Regions from separate parts of the Homo sapiens genome. Here region 2 is linked to region 1. A link is an interaction called in ENCODE POLR2A ChIA-PET data of the cell type or tissue named here. Cell type or tissue: PC-9. All regions are shown on one strand. Each heading gives the region's core, and the rest is flanking DNA. Links, peaks and the distances in the headings are about the cores only.

Region 1 (16,540 bases), core at 4,408-12,407:
TGTCAAGGCTCTTGCTGATCATGCCTGGTAAAACCAATGCAATAGCACTTTATACCTGTTAAACTGGCAAAAATTAGACAGCTGACAATGCCAAGTAAAGACAGTGATAGGGAGGTGTAAGGATCCTTGTGCACTGCTTGGGAAGAGGTAAAATGGTTTGACATTTTTAGAGAGGATTTGGAGCACTTAATCAAAATACACGTTCACATTCCTCAAGATCCATTGGCTCTGTGTGTGTGTGTGTGTGTGTGTGTGTGTGTGTGTATGTACATAAACTCTCACATAGGTCCCGAAAAAGGCCTGTATGAGGATGTTTATCTCCAAGGCAACTTGAGTATCCATTATTGGTAGAGTTAATAGGAAAAAGATAGTGGATGCCCACATTGATTTAAGCAACAGATTAGATGTACACGTAGTAACATAAATGGATCTTATACATCTAGTTGGGAAAAAATAAGAAACAGAATAAAATAAATATTGCAATACCTTATGCATAACTCTAAGATAAAGTGACACAAAACCACAATACATATTTAGAAACAAAAATTGCAAATAGAAAGATTCACATTAAAACACTCTAGAACAAGGGACCCCAACCCCCAGGCCATGGACCAGTACTGTTAGGAACCAAGCCACACAGAAGGAGGTAGTGGCAGGTGAGCAAGTGAAGCTTCATTTGTATTTACAGCCACCCCCCATCATTTGCATTACCCCCGAGCTCCACCTCCTGTTAGATCAGCAGAGGCATTAGATTCTCACAGGAGCACAAACCCTATTGTGAACATGCGAGGGATCTAGGTTGCATGCTCTTTATGAGAATCTAATGCCTGATGATCTGTCACTGTCTTCCATCACCCCCCAGATTGAACTGTCAAGTTGCAAGAAAACAAGCTCAGGGCTCCCACTGATTCTACATTACAGTGAGTTGTATAATTCTTTCATTATATATAACAGTGTAATAATAATAGAAATAAAGTACACAATAAATGTAATGTGCTTGAATCATCCTGAAACCATCTGCTGATGCCCTGCCTGGTCTGTGGAAAAGCTGTCTTCCACAAAGCCAGTCCCTGGTGCCAAAAAGGACTGCTGCCTGTGGGGGAAGGGAAGAGAATAAAAGTAAGAAATAGGGATAAAAGAGAAAAAGGAAGAAATGATAATTCTAGAATCATGATAATTTTCCTTGAACTTGGAAATATGTTTAATGTAATCATCTGTATCTGAGTCCAAACAACATTTCATCTATGGAGTTTGACTCATATAGTTCTTCTCATTCTTTGTTCTCTTCCTTTATATCAACAGCCTTTTTCTGACATGATATAAAATCATGTGCTTATGACATGCATTAAAAAGGAGAAGTGCTGGATCTAATATCCTTGGTCTAATGGATCCCCTTGCAGAGATACAGGGCTCCCTACACACACTGGGATATCTAGGTACAAGCCCAAAGTTCATATACAGACTTTCTAAAATCATTGTATTTAAAAGCAGAAAAGTGCCGGGCACAGTGGCTCACATCTGTAATCCCAATACTTTGGGAGGCTGAGGTGGGCGAATCACCTGAGGTCGCGAGCTCAAGACCAGCCTGGCCAACATGGTGAAACCCCGTCTCTACTAAAAATATGAAAAACAGCCAGGCATGGTGGCAGGTGCCTGTAATCCCAGCTACTCAGGAGGCCGAGGCAGGAGAATCACTTGAACCCGGGAGGTGGAGGTTGCAGTGAGCCGCGATTGTGCCATTGTACTCCAGCCTGGGTGACAAGAGCAAAACTCTGTCTCAAAAGAATAAAAAATAAAAATAAATAAATAAAAGAAAAGACTGTAGGTATCAATCAAAACCCTCACATCTTATAAATGAAGTGGCTAGAACAAGATAACAAGTGACACAGAGAGAATGCATAGCACTTAACCCAGTTAGGAGATTCTCCACTATATACTTGTACAACACATTACATATTTGAATTACTACTGTCTTGTATAGTTTGCCACTATTTCGTCCTATGTTTTTCAGTGCAGTAGCAATTTTTTTTTACCTCTCTCACTGTGTCCAACTCAACAAAAATGTTTATCAATGAATAGAAACTAATTCATTGTACAATATTGATTAAGCTACCCTGCTATCGGTAAAGGTATAGGGTCAATAACTGCAAGAACTAACTACTTCCTTCTGGAAATGTATCTACTGGTCATTGTGAGATCTGGATTCACAGCAGAACTTATGAAAATTAGGTGAGTCTTGATTAAATCAGTGAGTTGGTATCATAATGAAGAAACAAATTATCTAAGAGGATTCTTGTTTCACCTCAATTCTCACCCCAAACACAGCAAATTAATTAAACCACAACTCAAGATAGAGTTCAGTACTTTCTACTTGCTAAATCCTTTAATCTAATATGGAATTAACCTCATTGGAACCTTGTCACATTGATTTCTCTGCAACTAACGTGTCACAATATGACATGCAGGAGGTAGCAAATAAAACTTTTACATACACTCTAGTTATAACAGCATTTGTCATATTCCTGCACACCATGTTGGTCCACACCTCTGTGCCTTTGCCATGTTACCCAGCAGCCAGGAGGTTCCCAAGGCCTGGTTAATTTTTACTTATCTTTTAAGACTCAACTCAAGTATCATTCACCCAGGAAATATCCTTGAGCCTGCATTAAATATTCAAGAAGTAATCTGAGGCCAAGCGTGGTGGCTCAGGCCTGTAATCCTAGTACATTGGGAGGCAGAGGCAGGTGAATTGCCTGAGCTCAGGAGTTCAAGGTCAGCCTGGCGAACATGGTGAAACCCCATCTCTACTAAAATACAAAAAAATTAGCCCGGCATGGTGGCCCATGCCTGTAGTCCCGGCTACTCAGGAGGCTGAAGCATAAGAATTGCCTGGACCTGGGAGGCTGATGTTGCAGGGAGCTGAGATCGCGCCACTGTACTCCAGCCTGGGCGACAGAGGGAGACTCAGTCTCAACAAAAACAACAACAAAAAGTAATCTGTGTGTTTGTCTCTTATGCTCAGCCCAGTCAAAGCTACAAGAATGCAGGAACTGTTTTTTTCTATATTCCCTATATTCATCTACCCAATTCCTAACTTATAATAGGGGCTCAATAATTGAACAGAACAGATATAAGAGAACTAAGAAAGTCAAGATCAGGGACCCAATTAGATTTTTCAGATATATCAATCCAGAGGTTACAGTCCAGCCTGGTCCAAGTGGAATGGAGTTTACAGCTAATTAATCACAGCCAGTTACGGATTTATGTTTTTCCCTCTCCACTGATATGGTTTGGATCTGTGCCCCCACCAAATCTCATGTCGAATTATGATCCCTAGTGTTGGAGACGGGCCTGGTGGGAGATGATTGCATCATGGGGGTGGCGTTTTCATGAAGAGGTTAGCACCATCCCCTCAGTGCTGTTCTCGTGACAGTGAGTGAGTGAGTGAATTACCATATCTGGTTGTTTAAAAGTGTATACCACCTCCCCCTCTCTCTCTTCCTCCTGCTCGTACCATGTAGGACGCCTGCTCCTGCTTTGCTTTCTGCCATGAGTAAAAGCTTCCCGAGGCCTCCCCAGAAGCAGAAGCTGCCATGCTTCCCGTACAGCCTGTAGAACTATGAGCCAATTAAACCTCTTTTCTTTATAAATTACCCAGTCTCAGGTATTTCTTAATAGCAGTGCAAGGATGAATTAATACAACCATTCCTACAGCTTTACTTAATTAGTCTTAAAAAAACGGTTACAGTCTAAGGGATAGGGTAGTACCATAGGTTCAGACAGGCAAAAACAGCTCAGTTAGGTCAGTGTAGGGTAGAAGGTAAGCTGTTCTCTCAGGTCAGAATCTGGCAAACGGTTCACGGTTCACGGTTCATGGTTCACGGTTCACGAGTGTAAGTTTCAAGCAAGAGGAAGGAGTTACTCAGGTTCTGAACCTAGGCAACAAAGTGTCAAAGACTCAGGCAGGATACCAGATAATAAAGGATCAGAATACCAGGAAATTAGAACTGGCTACAAAGCCAATAACTCTAGCCAGGGCTCTCTATAAACTTCAGGTCAAGTACAGTCTGGTCTCAGAATATAGGCCAACCCAAGATCCAAGTTGGCAATAAATCAAAAGAGGTCGCTAGTAAGAACAGCAAAGAGATCAAGAACAAACCAGCTTTTAAATAGCTTCCATGTCAATCAACATGAATTCGTAGGACAAGGCTACATCCTAATACCTCTATCTAAAATGCCCAAGATTGGAGCTCTTATAGTAATACAACATAAGCAGAGTATATTCTTATAAAATCTCCCAGTTTGGTTTCAATGAATATTCTTATGTATGAAAGTAATGCTATCATTCCAAAACAACTGTATTCACAATCTAGAGAGGGGCCAGGCACAGTGGCTCATGCCTGTAATCCCAGCACTTTGGGAGACCAAGGCGGGTGGATCACCTGAGGTCAGAAGTTCAAGACCAGCCTGGCAAACATGGTAAAAACCTCATCTCTACTAAAAATACAAAAATTAGCCAGGCATGGAGGCTGGCACCCGTAGTCCCAGCTATTCAGAAGGCTGAGGCAGGGGAATCGCTTGAACTCAGAAAGTGGAGATTGCAGTGAGCCGAGATCGTGCCACTGCACTCCAGCCTGGGCAACAAGAGTGAAACTCTGTCTCAAAAAACAAAAACAAACAAAGATTTAGAGAGGGCTTTAAGTGCTCCCACTACCAACAACAATGGCAAAAATGTAAAGTAACTCATATGTTAAGTAGTTTGATTTAGCCACTCTACAATGTACATATTTTAAAACAACATGTTGTGCACAATAAGTTTACACGACTTTTGTCAGTTAAATAAGTATATAAATGAGATCTACAGAGGAAAAATGTTTAATACTTCAGAAGTAGTATTGTCTTATATAAGCCTTCTGATAGATTTCTAGGAAATAGAATTTTAATTCTCATATGAGAAAACTGCTTATTTGACTAAAATGTCAACCTAAAATTTTAAAATGTATAGTTATTGTTATGTGTTAACATATGACTTTAAATCTTTAGATTTAAAGCTGCAGGTTTATTTATCAGAAAATCAATCTCAAAAGTAAAATTATAGCTTCCAAAGATGCTATCTAATAGCCTGAAAAGTTGTTATTTTTGCAAAGTTGGCTTTCTCCACAGTCACCTCAGTTTGAAACTTTGTTGGAGGATCGGCCCTTTCATCAAAGCCCCATACGGGGAAGCTTATCGGGCAGATGTCAAATGACAGCTTTTCCGGGATGCCAAGGAGTTATATCCTTCCCCGAAAATATTTTAGGACAAAAAATTACCTCAGTATCAGTGGATAATGTAGTAGCAATGACAAAAAATGATTTAAAAATTTTTCCAGACTGGGTTTTTTAAAATAAACTTCCAGAAGCCATTACCAAACTTCCTTCCCCAATAAAAGCATTCTGATATAAAAGAACTAGCATGGGTATCTCAGGCTTTGTTTCATAGAGGAATGATTGCCCTGTTAGAGCAATCCACTGATACTTCAGCAAGAACATTCTTGAAGACTTTAGATTACAGAGGGTGGGTGATTGGAAAAGAATTTAAGATGTTAGAATGTTTACTGGGTTACCAGAGATGGGAGAAGTGGGATAGGATTTAGGGCAGAGAGTCAGTCAAGTGTGCAGCTTCTTCCTCACTTTTACTCAACTGAATAAAATGAGGAAAGCCAGAGAAAGGCTTTAAAATTAACTAACAAATAGTAGCAGAACTGGTTTCTTCCAAGGCACCCTTTGACAGTAGAGCAAGCATTCTTTTCTCTCCTTTGACATGGATTTGGGATTCTTGTTTTGGCATTACATACACACAGTGCATTCTTCATGGGAAGTAGACATTTAGTCCCAATTCTAAAATTTTGTTCTAATAAAAACTTTGTCAAAATGCAATGTGGTGTCCTAGACGAAATCATGGAATAGAAAAAAAAAAAGACATTTGTGGAAAAACTAGAGAAATTTGAGTAAAATCTGAAGTTTAGTCAATAGTAATGTGCAAATGTTGATTTCTTAGTTTTTCTAAATATACCAGGGTGATATGTGAGGTTAACAAGGACAACTGGGCTATACAGAAACCCTCTGTAAAATCTCTGTAAACTTTGTATATATAAAATTACTTCATAATAACAGGGGTTTTGTTTTTAACTCTACACTATGTTTGTCAAGAAGAAGAGGATAGCAAATTTACCACTCTGTACAAAACTTGTTTCACCCATGCTGCCTTTGAAATGCACATAAAATACATTAAATCTCTTAATTGCTAAACTAATAATTCTAACTTGTTTTAGAAGAACAGATGTATAAATGCATCTGGAACTGCTGTAAACTCATTATAAATCAAGTTATAGATGAAAAAATATTCAAAAAATATAAAAATGTGAAGATATAAATTCATATGGCTCTTGAAAGAATAATAAATTCAATTAATGAGCATTGTGAATTTCACATTTTTATAGGAAAGCAACTTCTATAAAAGCAATGGAAAAGCTAAGTTATATAGTAAGTCAGTCTGTAGGAATTAGGATTTAAAATGTTGGAAATGGTTAGCATAGGATAAACAAATTGAATTATTATTATTTTTTTTGAGACTGGTAGTATCATTACTCTGTTGCCAAAGTAAATGCAGTGGTGTGATCACAGCTTAAATATTTTGATGAATGAGATTCACTGATATTTTGTCTATGCATTTCTGTACATGCATACTAAAAGGCACATTTCTAATTATTCACTGTTGTATAATAAAATACGCTGAAATACAGATGATCTTCAAATTACAATGAGGTTATCTCCCAATAAACCTGCTGTAAATTGAAAATAAAAAGCAATGAAAACTTTTCACTATTACTTGCTAAAAAGAGCAAATTATTAATTAATTTCAATTTAATAAAATTTTATTAATGGTCAGTGACCCACTGCTCTGATATATTGGGGTATGGGTGAGAGGTACTGAATAAACATAAAAACATGATACTGAATATTTGTTGATTCACAAAATCTGCAAGAGCTTTTCCTGAATATATGTCTGTGGCTTGAGCCACTGAAAGAACAAACTTGGTAAGTAAAAATAAATAGCTATATAAAAAATTAATGTGGAAAAGGAAAATCCAATTTTACTTTCTAAATTTGCCATTTAAATATTCCTTAAAATGAATTCCTATTCAGTCTAAAGGCAAGAAATAAATGTGGTAAGATCTAACAGAGTGATGATTAGAGATGCAACAAAAATACAGTAATAGGTATTGACAGATGCCACAGGAAACAGCGTCCTCATAGAGATTCCCCAGGAACCACCATTACGATCCGTCCTCCTGTTTGCACTGGGCTAATCTATAATCACCGTAGATAATTAATTCTGTTCCTATTTTTAAAAGATATACAGAAAGGACACTCACACGGACTCCCTCAGTTATACATTGCAACATTTAGCAAATCTCATTGCTGAAGTTTTTCCTTACTTTAGTTTCCAAATCACTATGTAATTCTATGAAAGAAAAACAGAGAGGATATTAGTACATTAGGATCTCTAGCAATCTTTTCTGTTTTGCTATAGAGTTATCAATCCCTCAGAGATTGATGGCTTCTAGATGAATGAATAAAGTAAAGCTTCTGATACTTTGCCCCAGGATATTGACAAACCAACTTCCCCATTGTGACTCCCATTCTGACTCACCCCAACATATCCCAAACTGGAATAGCAGACCTATGAAACTGATGCTGAAACAGCCACTGTACTCCTCTTAATGTCACAATGCTCTCTAATACAATATACATACTTACAAAATATATAGAAACATCATCAATAAGGTTGGATATGGCTGCCTTTTTGAGATTTGGATTAGAATAGGAATACATTAAGAAAATAAAATCTCTTTGTGAGATCTAATATGATATAAACTTTACATTAGTAAAGTTCCACAATAATACCCCAAAGCAGGTAGCTCGTTAAGAAAATATTGTCCCATAAACAATTTATCCATATAACTTATTATTTTTATGTAAGTTTCATATGATTTCTTTAAAATATATTTTTCATACTAAGGAAGTTGAGAAATTTACTCAGACACTAAAATTAACAAATTACCCTGGATTTGCAATTCAATTAATTGTCCTTTCTTTGTGTTTCTTGGCAGGCCCAGAATACTTTGTAAAATTTAGCTCTAACTAATGTTGACAAAATATTTTAGGCCACTGGAAATGTCAGTAATGTCATTTTCCAGGCCAGTTTCAAATTGAAAACATGTTCATACTTTGCACACAGTTTTGTCACACAAATTCTCCTCAGTGAACTCACGGCAATTTAAATATTTTTAAATACACATATTTGTGGATACTATATGGCAATTTTTGATCAACCAAGTGAAAATAGATTTATTCAAAAATGTTTATTTCTTTGTATTAAAAATGTTTAAAGCATTAATATTAACTTTATATGGCAAACTATATAATTTTTTTAGACATTACCAAATTATCCTCACAGTACCCAGGCCAGCCAGTATTTTCTCCATTTTATCCAGAGTTAATAAAAAGCAGAATGGAAAAGTGATCTTGTGCCTTAAATTCTAGCTTAGTGTTATGGCCATAAGATCCTTTTTCATAAGAATCATGTGAATTTTTCATTATAGTGAAACTTGTAGATAGATTGAGCTACCTATAGCTTGAGCCACTTTCTTAAAGAATGAACTTGGCAAGTAAACATAAAGTAAATAACTGTATAAAAATCAATACAGCAAGGAAAAATCAGGTTTTGTTTAATGAATTTGCCTTTTAAATCTTTACCCAAACAAATTCTTCTTCTATCTAAAGGCAAGAAAAAAAAATGTATTGAGATCTAATAGAGTGATTTGGGGGAACAACAGTGAAATAGTGGTAATAGGGATAGGATAGAAGAATGAATTTAGGAATACTTTGCCCCTTGGAAAACCTGAGTCTTCTTGTTAGATAATATGATTCCAAAACTCTGCCTCCGGGTAACAGTTTCTTCCACTCATTCTTTAGTTTTAGTTCTACCTGTGAGAATGACTGAGAAGTTTTTCCTAAAATCAAGTACAGCAGCCCCTCCTTATCAGCAGGGGATACGTTCCAAGACCCCTAGTGGATGTCTGAAAGCTCAGATAGTATCAAACCCAATTGCCATCAATAAGAACATGTTTCTGTCCATGCCTTTCACCCACAAATTTGATGCCTTTTCCATGTTAACTAATCACTTACCATGTACTGTGGCTGAAACGCACAGTTTGAGGTGCAACAGCAAAATTAGCACGAAACTCTTTTTCCTTCTTCAAAATATCACAGATGGAAGCTCTGTTCTTACCCACAGATGTTAGCAACCTCAGCATGCCATTTTTTCCTTTCCTTATGAAGCCAAGAACTTTCAGCTTTTCACTCAAAAGCAGTATTTCACAGCTTCTCTTTGGCATATCCAAACTGCCAGCATCACCACTCTTGCATGTTGGGGCCATTATTAAGTAAAATAAGGGTTATACGAATACAAGTGTTTCAATACCAACAGAGTGGATGTGATAGCCAAGATGGCTATTAAGTGACTAAGGGCAGGGTAAAAGAAAAGAATGTACAGGTAATGTGTAGACAAAAAGATAAACATGGGGTTGGCCTTACAGAGACATGGAAGGCTGGATTTCAGTGGAAGGCAACAGACTGAAAGGATTAGCAAGCACAGAATTGGGCCTGGTCTGGAATGTCCTGGGGGACTAGGCAGGTTATCAAAGTGGGGAAACAAGGAGAGGCGTAAAAAAACTCACTCTCTAAGTGCTATTCAATGGAAACAGAGTTTCAATTATACACGTTGAATAAGCTCTAGAGATCTGCTGTATGATATCATGCCTGTAGTAAACAATACTGTATTGTTATGCCTAAAATTTTGTTCAGATGATAGATTACATGTTAAACATTCTTACCACAGCTAAAATAATAATTCATTCACTGGACAGGACAGAGGGGTCTTCATCACTGAGCAAGGCAAGGAAGGCCCTGCCATTAGAATCAAGATATAAATTCAGAGCACTGAAACATCATCAATTAATGTTGAATAGAAAGAATCATTGGTCCAGTAAAGGATCTGTAGTTTCACCTTTATGCTTCTTTTTTTCTTTCTAATGTAATCGACTCTCCCATCTCCTTATCAAAACAGAAACAAATCTGTTATCATTCATACTCATACTTTATGTGTAAATGTTTCAGATATATTCCATTTAAATTTTTGTTTCTGATTATAGAAGGAAAGTCTTTGAATACTGTTAGTGAACAGCTCTCACAAATGGATAAGTCAGTTTTCTAACTCAGGAAAGACTCAGCTGATTCCAAAGATTCACCTGGCTTGCCATATCAGACTTCTTTATTTTAAGGCAGAGTCTTGCTCTGTTGCCCAGGCTGTAGTGCAGTGGTACAATCATAGCTCACTGCAGTCTTGGGCTCCTGGGCTCAAGCAATCTTCCCGCCTCAGCCTCCTAAGTAGCTAGGACTAGAAGCGCATGTCATCGTGGCTCACTAACTTGGTGTGTGTGTGTGTTTTAAATTTGTAGAGACAAAGTCTCACTATGTTGTCCAAGCTGATCTTGAACTCCTGGCCTCAAGTGATCTTCTGGCCTTGACCTCACCAGACATCTTTGATATGAGAAGTCAGCTGTTGCATCATTGTGGAGTTTAGGAAGCCTGAGAAGATCCCCACCTCTCTTGTCTCTTCATTTTTTTCACTGAAGCCCTTTCATCATTCCTCCTTTTCAAATCTCTTTACTTTTCAATATCCTTGATATATCAGTTTAAATTTTATTCCTAGCAACTTTTTCTTGCCCCTGCATTCATTTGTTGCTTTTGTGATACCTAAAATTCCTTTACTATCATCATGCTATGTTAAAATTTCCTGTTTACTTGCCTATTCTCCATTAGACTACAAATTTAAAGAAAGAAATGGCCAGGCTTATTTATGTACAATTGCAGCCTCAGCACCTGGACTAGTGTTCACCATTTAAAAATAAGCATTCAAGACATATTTGTTGGAGAAAAGAATAACCACATAAGCCAGGGATCCAAGTTCTGCTCTCTCCTTTTACCTGTAACTCTAAGTCTCTCCTGCAATTTTATCTTTACTTCCACTCACTTCAAAGCATAGTATGTAATCCAGCAACCCCATAGCATTATAGTTTAAAATGTCTACTGCCTCAAAGACTGGCAGGACTGTTCAATTTCTTTATCGACACTGCCATCATCCCAAAGCAGGCCACAGTCTCCCCTTTCCTGAATCACTGTAGTAGTAAGCCAAGGTCTCCTTGCCATCACTTTTGCTCATCTTCAGACTATTCTCCCTGGAGGAATGAGGGTCTTTTGAAATCGTAAATCACATCCTTTCTCATTTCCTTAACACTCTGGAATGGCTTACCAAGAGTTATCTGTGTATAGAACAGATTCTCAGGATTTCATTTGGGTGGTAGGGGAAGAGATATTGATCTTTAAATAATCAGAGGAAGTTCTTCATCTCTCTGATGCCAAGTTCTGCCCAGCCACCCTACTGCACTCAGTGTTTCTGATCAGCTCAGCCTCTCTTTGTTGATCTCATTCACCTGATTATTCACCGGGCACTGGTAAGGCAACATTCTAAACCTACTAATTTAATGCACAACTTGATGTTTGAAGAGTCTCTGTTCTATTTTCTCTACTAAGAACTCTTCCACTGACTAAAGCCTACTAATATTTGAAGATTCCATTCAGTTGTCCTCTTATCTAGGAACCTTCACCTGAGCCCCCAGAATAGATCAGATGCCCCCTTTGTGCTCCCTTAGCACCTGATACATAGCTCTTTCAGAATTCATTGCAATATAGTGCAATCATCTTTATTTTTGTCTACGTCCTTTACTAGACTGTTTCTTCATTCATTTCACATGTACCCACCAAGCATCTATTATGTTCCAGAATTGTTCTGGGTTCTTGGAATGTCTTGGTGAACAAAATATCACAGCTCCCTGACCTAGAGGAACTTACACTCTAGCAAGAAGAGATAAATGTCAATCCACTTTAAAAATAATTAAAATATACATTATGATATAGTTTGGATGTTTGTCACCTCAAATCTCATATTGAAATGTGATCCTCAATGTTGGAGGTGGGGCCTAGTGGGAGGTGTTTGGGTCACAGGGATGGCTTGGTGCCCTCTGTACAGTAATGAGTGAGTTTTTACCCTTGGTTCACAGGAGAGTTGATTGTTTAAAAGAGCCTGGCATCTCTCTTGCTATGTGATACAGCAGATCTCCTTTTCTTCTGCCATGAGTAGAAGCTTTTTGAGGCCTCACTATAAGCCTAACAGACGCTGGATGCCTTTCTTGTACAGCCTGTAGAACCATGAGTTAAATAAACCTCTTTTCTTTGTAAATTACCCATCCTCGGGTATTCCTTCATAGCAGCACAAAACAGACTTAACACACATTATCAAAAGAGAAAGTGAGAGCAAATAGAGCAGGGAAGGGAATCAGGCACATGTGCAGGAGGTAGGGGTGAAGACAGGGAGCAGTATTGGATAGTGTGGTCAATGCCAGACATTGACAGGGTGATGGGAGAGCAAGGACATGAGGATATGCGAGAGTAGCCCCAGAGCAAGAGCATTCCAAGTGAAGAGAGTAGTTAATGCAAAGCTGTTAAGTAGGAGCTGCCTGATGTTTTCAAGGAACAACAAGTTGGCCAGGGTACTTGAAGTAAAGGGAGTAAGGGGAGAGTGGTAGGGAAAGGAAATCATGGAAGTGTAATGGGTTTGAAATAATGTGAGGTCTTATAGGTTATTATAAGATTTGTGCTTTTACCCTGAATGAAACAGGCAGCCATCTCAGGATTTTCAGCAGAAACAATGACATAGTAATTTACTTTTTAAAAAATGTGTTCTGGCACCTGATTTGAGGTTAAAGTAACAGGATGGAGACAGGAAGCCCTGTTAGAAGACTATTTTAGTAAGAAAAGAGATGACGGTGACTCAGACCAAGAGTGGTGAGAAGTGGGCAGGTTATACTTTAAGACTTTAAAGACAGAACAGACAGCATTTCCTAACAGATTGATGGGCAAAGGGAGGAAAAGATAGGAGTCAAGTATAATTGCAAGATTTTTGGATCAAGTAACTGAAGAAAATAAAATGAAATTGGCATCAACTGAGATGAGCTCACCAAGAGAGTCCGTGTAAATAAAGAGGTAGGTCAAGGTCTGAGCCCTGCAGCCCTTCAACACAAAATAGCAGGGGAAAAGAGTAGGAACTGAGGAAAGACATCAAGAAAGAATGCCAGGAAGACAAAAGGAAAAGCAAGCATGTCTGGCCTGCAAAAGCCTTAAAAGTATACTGCAGAAGTTCTTCCTGTTGTGTGTATCATAAGAACATTAATATGACATAGCAAGAGATTTGAAGTGGAGTTGGGAAGGGGGAATGCTTTAGTCTGAATGTTTATGTCCCTTCAGAATTCATTTGTTAAAACCTGACCCCCAATGTGATAGTATTAAGAGATGAGTCCAGCCAGATGGGGTGGCTCACACCTGTAATCCCAATGCTTTGGAAGGCCAAGGTGAGCGGATTGCTTGAGTCCAGGGGTTTGAGACCAGCCTAGGCAACATGATGAAACCTTGTCTCTAAAAAATACAAACATTAGCAGAGTGTGGTGGTGCATGCCTTTGGTCTCAGCTGCTAGGGAGGCTGAGGTGGAAGAATCACCTGAGCCCAGGCAGTAACAGCTGCAGAGAGCTGTGATTGCGTCACTGCACTCCAGCCTGGGTGACAGGAGGGAGACCCTGTCTAAAAAAAAAAGAGTCCTTTGGGACATGACTAGGTCATGAGGGTGGAACTCCCATGAATGGGATTAGCATTCTTATAAAAGAGGCCCCAAAGAGCTGCCTCGGTCCTTACACCTTGTGAGGACATGGTGAGAAGGTACCATCAATGATAAATAGGCCCTTGCCTGACACCAAATCTCTGGCACCCTGATCTTGAACTTCCCAGTTTCCAGAAATGTGAGAAATAAGTGTCTGTTGTTTTTAAGTTACCCAGTTTGTGGTACTTTGGTATACCCGCCTGAATGAACGAACAAAGGAGGAATAGATGACTTCTATAACATGATAAGCTTCCTAGCCTTCTATTTTTCAGCTATTTAATTAATACTTATGCATATGCCTGTGCCACATCTAAATGGTCATAATTAGTATAAGGGCAATTTATTTATGTACTTTACTTTTTTTTTTTTTTTTTTGACACAGGGTCTCACTCTGTCACCCAGGCTAGAGTACAGTGGCACAATCACTGCTCACTGCAGCCTTCAACAATCGGGCTCAGCCTCCCAGGTAGCTGCAACTACTGGCGCATGCCTCCACACCTGGCTAATTTTTTGTATTTTTTGTAGAGACAGAGTTTTGCCATGTTTCCCAGTCTGGTCTCAAGTAATCCTCCCAAAGTGCTGGGATTACAGGCATGAGCCATCACATCTGGCTGTACTTTACTTTTAGGTTGGCCATAAAACCTTACTAAATATCTCCCTTATTGCTTTTGTAGAGGTCTCCTTAACCTTCACAGATATAATTTCCCTGTCCTTATTCCTTTTCAGTTTCTCCAAAAGGAATGAGTTCATTATGTGAAAAATATAGTAAGGCCTTGAACAAAGGGGATGAATGAAAAACTAGAAAGAACAGTGAAATTCTAAAATATTAAACTTAACAGATACTCATAGATTTTTAAGTTAGAAAAAAAGTAATACTGTATCAGTAAATAACTCAGTAGAGGCAATGTACTGAGTTTTGGTAGGACATTTGAAACACTGCATTATAAAGCCCTCCAAGAAAATGTTTTCAAATTGATTTGGTTACACAACCTGTCACTGAGACTGAAATAGCAAATAATAAAAAAATGGCAACACCCTGAATTGAGAGAAGATATTCAATGGGATGGCAAAAAGGCCAGGAGCAAGTCTTGTTTTATGTAGCATCTTAATTAATTATTTGAAAGGAGGAGTGAACATTTACAGATTATATTTGGAGATGGCACTGACTTTGATGATGCTACAAAAATGATTAAGGAGGAAAATAAAATGCAACAGGGCTTGGAAAATTTGGAAATATTAGAAAGCAAAAGAAAAAAGTAGAAGTGAATCAAAAATAAATTTTAGAAACGTTTGAAGAATAAAACTTTGAAAGCAATAATCCTAGGCATTTTTAACATCTATAGAAGCTAACATAGTTTTCTCAGTATAATAAATGTGATGAATACAGAGCTCAGCAGCTCTTGTTTGACACATTTGAAGACAAAATGGTTATAATTCCTCTTTGGATAAAATAGAATTCAGAAAAAAAGGTTAAAAATTTGCAACACTTGCAACCTTAAACTGATATGTACTTACTAATGTAATAATAGAACTTGGCATGGATTGTAAGTACCATGTCAGGTAAAACAAACAGAGAAGTAATGAAATTATCATGATCATCATGGTGGATGGGAGGCAGGACTCGATTGCAGCTCCAACACAGATGGACAGAGTAGCATGTGGAGGTTCACATCGTGAATGTTAGCTCGAAAATGACTACAAGAACAAACCAGGAATTCCGAGAGGACCCACAGACCCTCTGAAGGAAGCGGACTGCTCCTACAGGACCCAGAACATACACCAAACACAGTGCTGGTATCCTCGGCTGAGAGACCCATAGATGGTTCACATCACAGGACTCTGTTCAGACAACCCCCAGTATCAGCCTGGAGCCAGGCAGACTCCCTGGATGGCTAGACACAGAAGAGAGATAACAATCACTGCAGCTCTGCTCACAGGAAGCCACATCCATAGAAAAAGGGGGAGAGTACTACATCAAGGAAACACCCCGTGAGACAAAAGAACCTGAACAACAGCCTTCAGCCCTAAACCTTCCCTCTGACAAGGCCTACCCAAACGAGAAGGAACCAGAAAACCAACCCTGGTAATAAGATAAAACAAGGCTCTTCAACACCTCCAGAAAGTCATACTAGTTCACCAGCAATGGATCCAAATCAAGAAAAAATCCCTGATTTGCCTGAAAAAGAATTCAGGAGGTTAGTTATTAAGCTAATCAGGGAGGGACCAGAGAAGGGCAAAGCCCAGTGCAAGGAAATCCAAAAAACGATACAAGAAGTGAAGGGAGAAATATTCAAGGAAATAGATAGCATAAAGAAAAAACAATCAAAACTTCAGGAAACACTGGACACACTTATAGAAAAGCAATATGCAGCAAACCACCATGGCACGTGTATATCTATGTAACAAACCTGCACATTCTGCACGTGTGTCCCAGAACTTAAAGTATAATAAAAAAAAAAAAAAAAAAAGAAATGCAATATGCTCTGGAAAGTCTCAGCAATAGAATTGAACAAGTAGAAGACAGAAATTCAGAGCCCAAAGTCAAGGTCTTTGAATTAATCCAACAAAGACAAAGAAAAAAGAATAGGAAAATACGAACAAAGCCTCCAAGAAGTCTGAGATTATGTTAAATGACCAAACCCAATAATCAGTGTTCCTGAGGAA
Region 2 (8,000 bases), core at 1-8,000, 1.4 Mb after region 1:
CCTACCCGAGTCTACCCTCTCCCTTTCCTCCTGACCCCACCTGGATGAGCTCCTGCTGGTCTAGGTCCCACTTCTTGATGCCGTTATCTCGGGAGCCACTGAACAGGATGTCTCCCTGGATGGCGAGACACTCGATGCCATCGTAGTGCGGGGGCTCGAAGTTGTGAGTGGGGCCGATGGTGCCCGTCACACACTCGCCCAGCTCGAACATCTGTGGGAGGAGGGGCCAGTAGGGAGAGGCCAAGTGGGAGGATGGAAGGCAGGGCCTACAGCACTGTGGACCCAGAGGCCTGAAGACCCAGGAGTCTGGCTAGGGTGACAGCCACTGCCCTCTGGGGAGAGGAGCTTCCCAGCAGGCGAGGGTTCCTGGAGGTGGGGCTGCTCCTTCTAAGGGACTGGGAACACGGAAGGTTCAGATCTTGACCCTTCCTGTGGATACTGGGGCAGGGGTGGGAGGAGACCAACTCAAGTAATGCAGGGGTGAATCAGCTCATCACGCCGAGACCCCACAGCTCAACAGGCAGCTGCTAAGGAGAAGGGTGGGTTTAGGGTGTGAGCCTCCCTCTAGAATTCTTTTGATTTTTACTAAATATTCACCATAATCCCACCACCCCTGAAAACCCTACTTCTTTCCAGTTTCTTTTTTGTTGGAGACTGAGTCTCACTCTGTTGCCCAGGCTGGAGTGCCGTGGTGCAAACTCGGCTCACTGCAACCTCTGCCTCCCGGGTTCAAGCGATTCTCCTCCCTCAACCTCCCAAGTAGCTGGGACTACAGGCGCCCGACACCATGCCTGGTTAATGTTTTGTATTTTTAGTAGAGACAGAGTTTCACCATGTTGGCCAGGCTGGTCTCAAACTCCTGACCTCAAGTGATCCTCCCACCTCAGCCTCCCAAAGTGCTAGGATTACAGATGTCAGCCACCACGCCTGGCCTGCTTCCTTTCAGTTTCTGACTGTGTATGGACAGTTTTCAATGGCATAATCAGAGAGCAAACAAATTAGTGTTTGTATACTTCATGTTTGGTTTGCTATTTATCATTTTAATAGCTGCAATGCATCCCATTTAGTGGATTTTCCATAATTTGATTGTTATTCTACCCTTCAACATTTAAGTTATTATGAATTTTTCACCAGTTACAAAATAATGCTGCAATCTATAACTTTCTGCACATAAATTCTTGCCTTCTTTGGGGTGATTTCTTCAGCAGACATCCCCAGAAGTCTTATAATTTTTCATGGGTACTCCCAGGGCAACAGAGGGCAAAGATTGGGGAGAGTGGAAGACCAGCCCCGACCCAGGCCTCATAGCTGAGGTACCTTAACGTAGTGGTCCTTGGAGCCAGTCACCACGAGGTCATGCTGGCTGGCCGTCTGGGTGACCGTCAGGCACATCACAGGGCCGATGTGGCCAGTCAGCTTGCCGACAGGCTGGAACCTGCAGTGGGAAGAGGCCCAGCCAGGGGTAGGTGAATTAGAGGGGACCCTGGGTTGGGGTGGGGTGTCTGCCCCAAAACAAATAGGCCTGGTCAGGGTACTCACCCTCCCCTCTCGCTCAAGGCAAGATCAAGAATCTAGACATGAGCTACCCTGCATCCCAGCAGTCTCACTGGAGAGGGCACAGGCCCAGCAGCATGGGGGGAATAAAGGTGTTGCTGAGGTCCTACCCACCCTGGGGTGGGTCCCCCTGAACCAAGACCTGGGGACCTTGCCTGGGAATGCCAAACCCTCCTCCCTCCCCAGGTATCACGCTGACCTGCTAAGCTCCCAGATGCGGACGGCATTGCCCGAGGCGGCGTACAGCATGGTGCCCGAAGGGCTGAGGGCGATCTGGTTGATCTGATGCTCGCCCTGAGCACTGGTGATGGCACGGGTGGATGTGGCGGCACAGGCATCCCCTGAGATCACCTGGCCCGAGGACCTGCCCATCGGAGAAAGGCAAGGCCAGAGGTCAAAACAATCCATGTGCACAGTGCAGGAAACCAATAAAACGTCACTAAGACCAGCCCAAATAACCTACTTCTTCCAGGAAGTCTTCCTTGACTGACAGAGAAGAGCAATAGCTTCTCCCATAAGTGAGACCCAGGGGAGAGCTCCACTCTAGTCCCCTATGAGTCAACTCCCCATGTGGCCTGCCCATGTGCCTGGTCACTGGCTTGGAAAGATGGTAAGGCTCAGTCATGAGAGTGGGTGTGAACATGGATCTTCCGGAAATCAACCTCTCTGAGTCTCGGTTTCCTCATCTGTTAAAAGAGGTGATTATATCCATTCTGTTTACTATTTTTTTTTTTTTTTCTGAATGGAGTTTCGCTCTTGTTGCCCAGGCTGGAGCGCAATGGCATGATCTCGGCTCACTGCAACCTCTGCCTCCCGGGTTCAAGCGATTCTCCTGCCTCACCCTCCCGAGTAGCTGGGATTATAGGCATGCGCCACCATCCCAAGCTGATTTTGTATTTTTAGTAGAGACGGGGTTTCTTCATATTGGTCGGGCTGGTCTCGAACTCCCGACCTCAGGTGATTTGCCTGCCTCAGCCTCCCAAAGTGCTGGGATTACAGGCGTGAGCCACTGCACCCAGCCTGTTTACATTTATTTATGTTTGTTTGTTTGTTTGAGATGGAGTTTCACTCTTGTTGCCCAGGCTGGAGTGCAATGGTGTGATCTCGGCTCACTGCAATCTCTGCCTCCCAGGTTCAAGCAATTCTCCTGCCTCAGCCTCCTGAGTAGCTGGGATTACAGGCATGCGCCACCATGCCTGGCTAATTTTGTATTTTTAGTAGAGACGGGGTTTCATCATGTTGGTTAGGCTGGTCTTGAACTACCGACCTCAGGTGATCTGCCCGCCTCGGCCTCACAAAGTGCTGCGATTACAGGTGTGAGCCACTGCGCCCAGCCTTGTTTACTTTTTTTTTTTAAGACTTTATTTTTTTTTTTAAGGCCAGTTTTAGGCTCACAAGAAAACTAAGCACAAGATAGAGATTTCTCACATGCCCCTGCTCCCACACAGGCACAGTCTCCCCCATTATCAACACCCCCCACCAGAAAGCTGCCTGTGTTTCGATTATGAACCCATGTTGACATATTGTTATTGCCCAAGTCCATAGTTTATGTTAGAGTTCACTCTTGGTGTTGCACATTCTAAGGGTTTGAACAAATGTATAATGGCATGCATCTACCATTACAGCATCATACAGAATAATTTTACTGCCCTAAAAACCCTCTGTTTACTTTATTCATTATTATTATTTTTTGAAACAGGGTCTTGCTCTGTCACCCAGATTGGAGTGCAGTGGCACAAACATGGCTCACTACAGTCTCGACCTCCTGGGCTCAAGCAACCCTCCCACCTCAGCCTCCTGAGTAGCTGGGACTACAGGCATGCACCACCATGCTCAGCTAACTAAAAATTTTTTTTTTGTAGAGACAGGGTCTCCCTGTGTTGCCCAGGCTGGTCTTGAACTCCTGGTCTCAAGTGATCCTCCTGCTTCAGCCTCCAAAATACCTAGGATTATAGGCATGAGCCACTGTGCCCAGCCTGTTTACTTCTTAAGGATCAAATTAATAGACTGTAGCTTACAGTGTTAATGTAAGGATGTAGCATGACTTCTGCTAAAAAAAACCACTTTATTTTGCAAGGCTCTTGGTCTCAGTTCTGCCTCCCCTGCCCTATGCCTGTGTGTCTGAGACTGTCGGGGCAGGGCTCAGGGCCATGACTGGGTGGTCGCCTACACAGGCAGTGGCCAGCATGGCTTTGGAGGCTCACCCTGTTTCCTAGCTCCTCTTTCAGACTCATAGGATGATATCTAACACACCTCAAGGGGCAGGGCTTGGGGGACTGGGCTGTGGGTGGAGGCCAGGCAGGCCAAAAATTCCTCTAGTGGTGCTGCCCCAGACACTGTCTCCCAAACCAAGAGATCTCACCTTGTACCCCAGGGTCAAGCCAAGTTCATAGGCTGGTAATGGTCTCTGTGCCCATGTAGCCGGGCTGTGCTGTGCTGAGTGGGTCACTTGGGCTGGGAGCATCTGTACCCAACACAGCCTGCTGCAGCCGACCACTGTGAGGCAGGCGGGGGTTACTCACGTGAGAGTCCGAATGCACTTGGCTGAGTCCCGGATGTCCCACACCTTGATGTAGGAGGTGGACACGGAGAACACAAGCCCCGAGTGGCTGCAGTACTTGATGGAGACCACGTTGTTGGGGTGGCCCTTTAGAGCTGCGATCTCCTGTCCCGTAACCAAGTTCCACATCTTGCAGCTTCGGTCTGTGAGAGATGGGAGGAAGCCACAGGGAGGGGAGGGATGTCAGCCACTAGGGGGCGCAGCTCCACCTCTGCAGGGGCTGCCCAGGATAGGGGAAAGGGATCCACAGGGCTCCAGAGGACGGAGCTCCAGGTCTGAAGAGGAAAAAAACACATACACATGTGCTCACTGGCATGTGTGTGCTAGTAAAAAACTCAGGGAAGAGAGAATTCCCTCAGAACTTCAGACCAGGGTTCCTCAAGCAAACTTTCCACTAACACCAGAGTTTTGTGAGCCATACTGCTAAGGTGTCCAGGGCTAAAATAAAATTCTTAAGCTTTTATGGTGCCTGTTCCTCCAAACACTAATTGCTGACAAAGCAAATGAACCAGTGCAAGCAAATGTTATGGGAAAACTTGGAATCAATCAATCACACCTAGATTGACAGCTATCCCCCTACTGCCGTGGAGAGCTATATTTATGCTTGTGTTATAGTATGCGTGTCTATTACAGACTAGTTCTTTCTGTCGGTAAAATGAATGAATGAAAGAGTAAATAAAGAATTTTGTATTTGCTTATTGAGATAGGGTCTTGCTCTGTTGCCCAGGCTGGAGTGTAATTGCACAAACACAGCTCACTGCAGCCTTGACCTCCCGGACTCAAACGATCCTCCCACCTCAGCCTCCTGAGTAGCTGGGGCTACAGGCACATGTCATTGTGACTAATTTTTTATTTTTTGTAGAGACAGGATCTCACTATTTGCCCACGCAGGTAGTCTCAAACTCCTGGGCTTAAGCAATTCTCTTGCCTCATGCTTCCAAAGTGCTGCAATTACAGGTATGAGCCACTGTGCCCAGCCTATCTGCTGGTAAAATGTTTGACTTTGTTGCTGTAATCAGGTGAGCGTGACTTTGTAAAGTGCTGCTGCTGAGATCATAGGGAGTGCCTAGATGTATGAGCTGGGGTGATGTTGGGCAGTGCAAGTACAGGTGGGGCACCCAAGAAGCTTCCTGAAGTTTCCCTGGAAGGTCTGGAAGGAAGTGCTGGATGGAGCCACCAGGTCAGGTATGAGGGAAGGCTTGGCCAAGGATGCATGGGATGGGGGCCTTGAGCCAAGGTAAGAAACAAGGGTAGTAAGCAAATAGACCCCATATCCTCAACTCCTGGGGGCTCTATGTTCTTTTCTCCTTCACAGACCACTCTGACAAAGGAAGCAGGGGTGAGTAGGAGACCCCAACCCTACCTGGCTAGTTGGCGTTCCACATACCTTTGGACCCTGTGAATAGCAACTCATCTGTGGCATCCAGGCAGAGGATGGGCTTGGTGTGGCCTTCGGCCATGGAGACACACTGCAGTGGGGCCGTCCGTGCACCCTTGGCTCCTCCAACCGGGGAGATGATGCCCCTTCCCGGGAGAGAGGGAGAGAAGGCATGCTCGTCAGCCAGGGAGACTGTGGCCAGGCTGATCAAGGCACGTGTGTGGGATGGGGACAGGGCAGGGAGGGGATGAGGACCAAATAACAGAGACTTTAAGGACTCCAGCCAAATTCCACCAAGGTCTGAGAGCCGGGAACGGGCTACACAGAGTGGAGATAGCCTGTCTTAATCAGCAATCATCAGTTGCCATCCTGAGCACTTCTGGGGAAGCAAACCCGGTGTTAGGCACAGCTAGAAGGTGCAGGAGGTGTGGGCTCTGTCCACAGAGAGTTCCTATCTGACAATGTCTGACCCAGATCCTGAGATGTGAATGCGCCCGGGTCCAGCTGGGCAGGGCAGAGGCCCAGGGGCTGGAACTGGGCCCTGTAGCTTCCACCAGAAGCTGCATGCTGCTTCAGTTAACCGAGTGTGAGGGAGGGGTGCTGAGAGGGAGGGTTGCTCAGGCCATCACCCCCATGCACCCTGATCCCAGTAAACCCTTCTGCTGGTAACTGCCTCTGAGGCTAGCATCTTCCAAGCAGAGAGCCATGTGTACACATACACACTCCTTTTGGACCAGCGGGGTCAAACTTGTGACTGGCATTTACGAAGGGCTAAATCCCTTTGGGGCTGGCTTGGCTTTGGGTAGGAGGTTTGGGGCTCTCTGGAATGGGGCTGTATGGACCTGGAACAACACCTCCTCGCTCCCATGATGCTAGGGGAGCGAGAAGGAGGCTGGCCCAAGTGAGCGTGAGGGTTTTGCCACATCCAGCTTCCTGAGGTTCTGAAGATGATTTTTTTCTCAGTGAGGGTCTTTTGGGATGAGACCCTGGCTGAGTCATGTCTGAAAATATATCCTAGCTTTGTTTCTTTTCCCAAGAGAAAGCTGCTCCTGACAGTGACTCTGGCCAAGGGTCTACTGAAATGATCAAGGTTTTGCCTGTGGCGCTTCTGGCACAGCTCCCCCCAGACTCTGCCAGGCCCACCCTTGAGGATGGTGGTCGGATACGTCCAGCTGCCAGCCAGGTGCCACACATGCACAAATAGCTCCCCAAGCTGCTCCAGCACCCTGCTTCTGACAATGGTTTGGCTTCACTGCATGGCCACAGAACTATGTCAAAGGGATCATGCTCCCCCCGATGACAGCCTGGCCAGCTGGCTAACATCTTGTGGTGGCAAAGCCTCATGATTCACAGTAAACCAGTTGTCGACACTCAGGGCTGGAGGCTCGAGGAGCTGAGACAGCCCACCAGGAGAGCCGAGGAAGCTCTCAGCCCACGAGGGGCCCTTGGCTTGTCAGGGGCTCGGGACCCCAGGTCCTGAGTCTTGCTCCTCGTTGTGCGGTGTCATGCTCGGCTGGCTGGGAGAACCAGCCTCCAGCCATCCCACAGGCTGCGGGAAGGGGAGGTACCCACACATCTGTGTGCTAACAGGTGTGGGCAAGGGGCGCTGCCCCCATGGTGCCCCTCCCCCCATGGTGCCCCTCCCAGAGCCAACGTCTGAAAAGCTCACCCCCAGCACAAGCTGAGGGAATCAAAGGACCCAGAGCACACCACCGGCACCCCCAAAAGGAGCAGCCTTCAGCATTTCCCCTGCCTTCCAGTCGTGGAGAACTCAGCCCCAGCCCAGCATCCCCTAGGCCTCCATGCTGCGCCCCTCCCTGCCCAGGTGAGGAGGGAGAAGAGAACAGGGCCTGCGACAAGCAACTGTGCACCCTCCCCAAGCCCCCAGCTCTAGCTGGCGCAGTCCAAGGCCTTGTGGCCACCCTGAGAGAGAGGAACCATGGGGGCAGGAACAGGTCTGGAGAGGGGGGCAGCAGGAAGGGGAGTGGAGGGGCCGCATGCTGAGGACACGGGTGTCAGGCGGGAGGGATGCAGCAAGAGACAGAGAAGAGAGGGTGCCGAGAGTGAGAGTGGGGAACCAAACACGAGAGACATTCTGTGTGTACCTCAGGACCTCCGACAAAGAGGAGTCGCTGTCATCAGACCTGGGGAGGGCAGAAAATTAGCTGGATTAGGGGGTGAGAGGAGACACACACAGAGGGACGCAGAGGCGGCAGCAGTGTGTGGGGTGGTCAGAGGGCAGGTTATTCTCTTCCAGCGGAGCAGAGACAGGCAGAGGAATGAGGGCCTCGGGAGAGCAGGGGAGGAGGTGGGTGGGCTGGTCTGGGAGCTGGGACTCTCCCCCAGGAGTGGGCTGCCAGGGTCTCTCGGCTGGCAAGGGAGGAGCGAGGAGGGGGCCACGGGGAGATGTGGGAGCACCAGCCCCACACATGGGGAGACGTTTCCAGGGCTGTTTGCTGGTTCCAAGCTCTCTGGCTGCCCCATCGCACAAGCTGGGGGCACCTGCCC

Evidence for each region. Peaks named below come from ENCODE experiments on the same cell type or tissue, not always from the same donor. Only the 100,000 strongest peaks of a DNase experiment are listed, where the experiment ranks them.
Region 2: POLR2A ChIA-PET joins it to region 1 with 8 read pairs; 1 of 35 experiments calls an interaction of 5 or more read pairs at or near these places.

Annotation. Positions count from the first base shown.
Region 1 is chr1:199,577,913-199,594,452 of GRCh38, forward strand. No RefSeq gene overlaps it. Among named protein-coding and RNA genes, the nearest start is that of LINC02789, 440 kb to the left of the region's middle. In PC-9, for the core only: no CTCF peak of the experiment used is centred there; DNase peaks (open chromatin) are centred at 5,659 and 7,689.
Region 2 is chr1:200,975,459-200,983,458 of GRCh38, forward strand. It overlaps KIF21B (kinesin family member 21B), which reads right to left. Exons shown (of 35, transcript NM_001252102.2): 28 at 7,598-7,636; 29 at 5,502-5,638; 30 at 4,077-4,257; 31 at 1,754-1,918; 32 at 1,318-1,435; 33 at 41-211. Among named protein-coding and RNA genes, the nearest start is that of KIF21B, 44 kb to the right of the region's middle. RefSeq lists enhancers at 1,206-2,405, 4,230-4,379. In PC-9, for the core only: CTCF peaks have their summits at 4,297 (motif pointing right) and 4,499; a DNase peak (open chromatin) is centred at 4,323.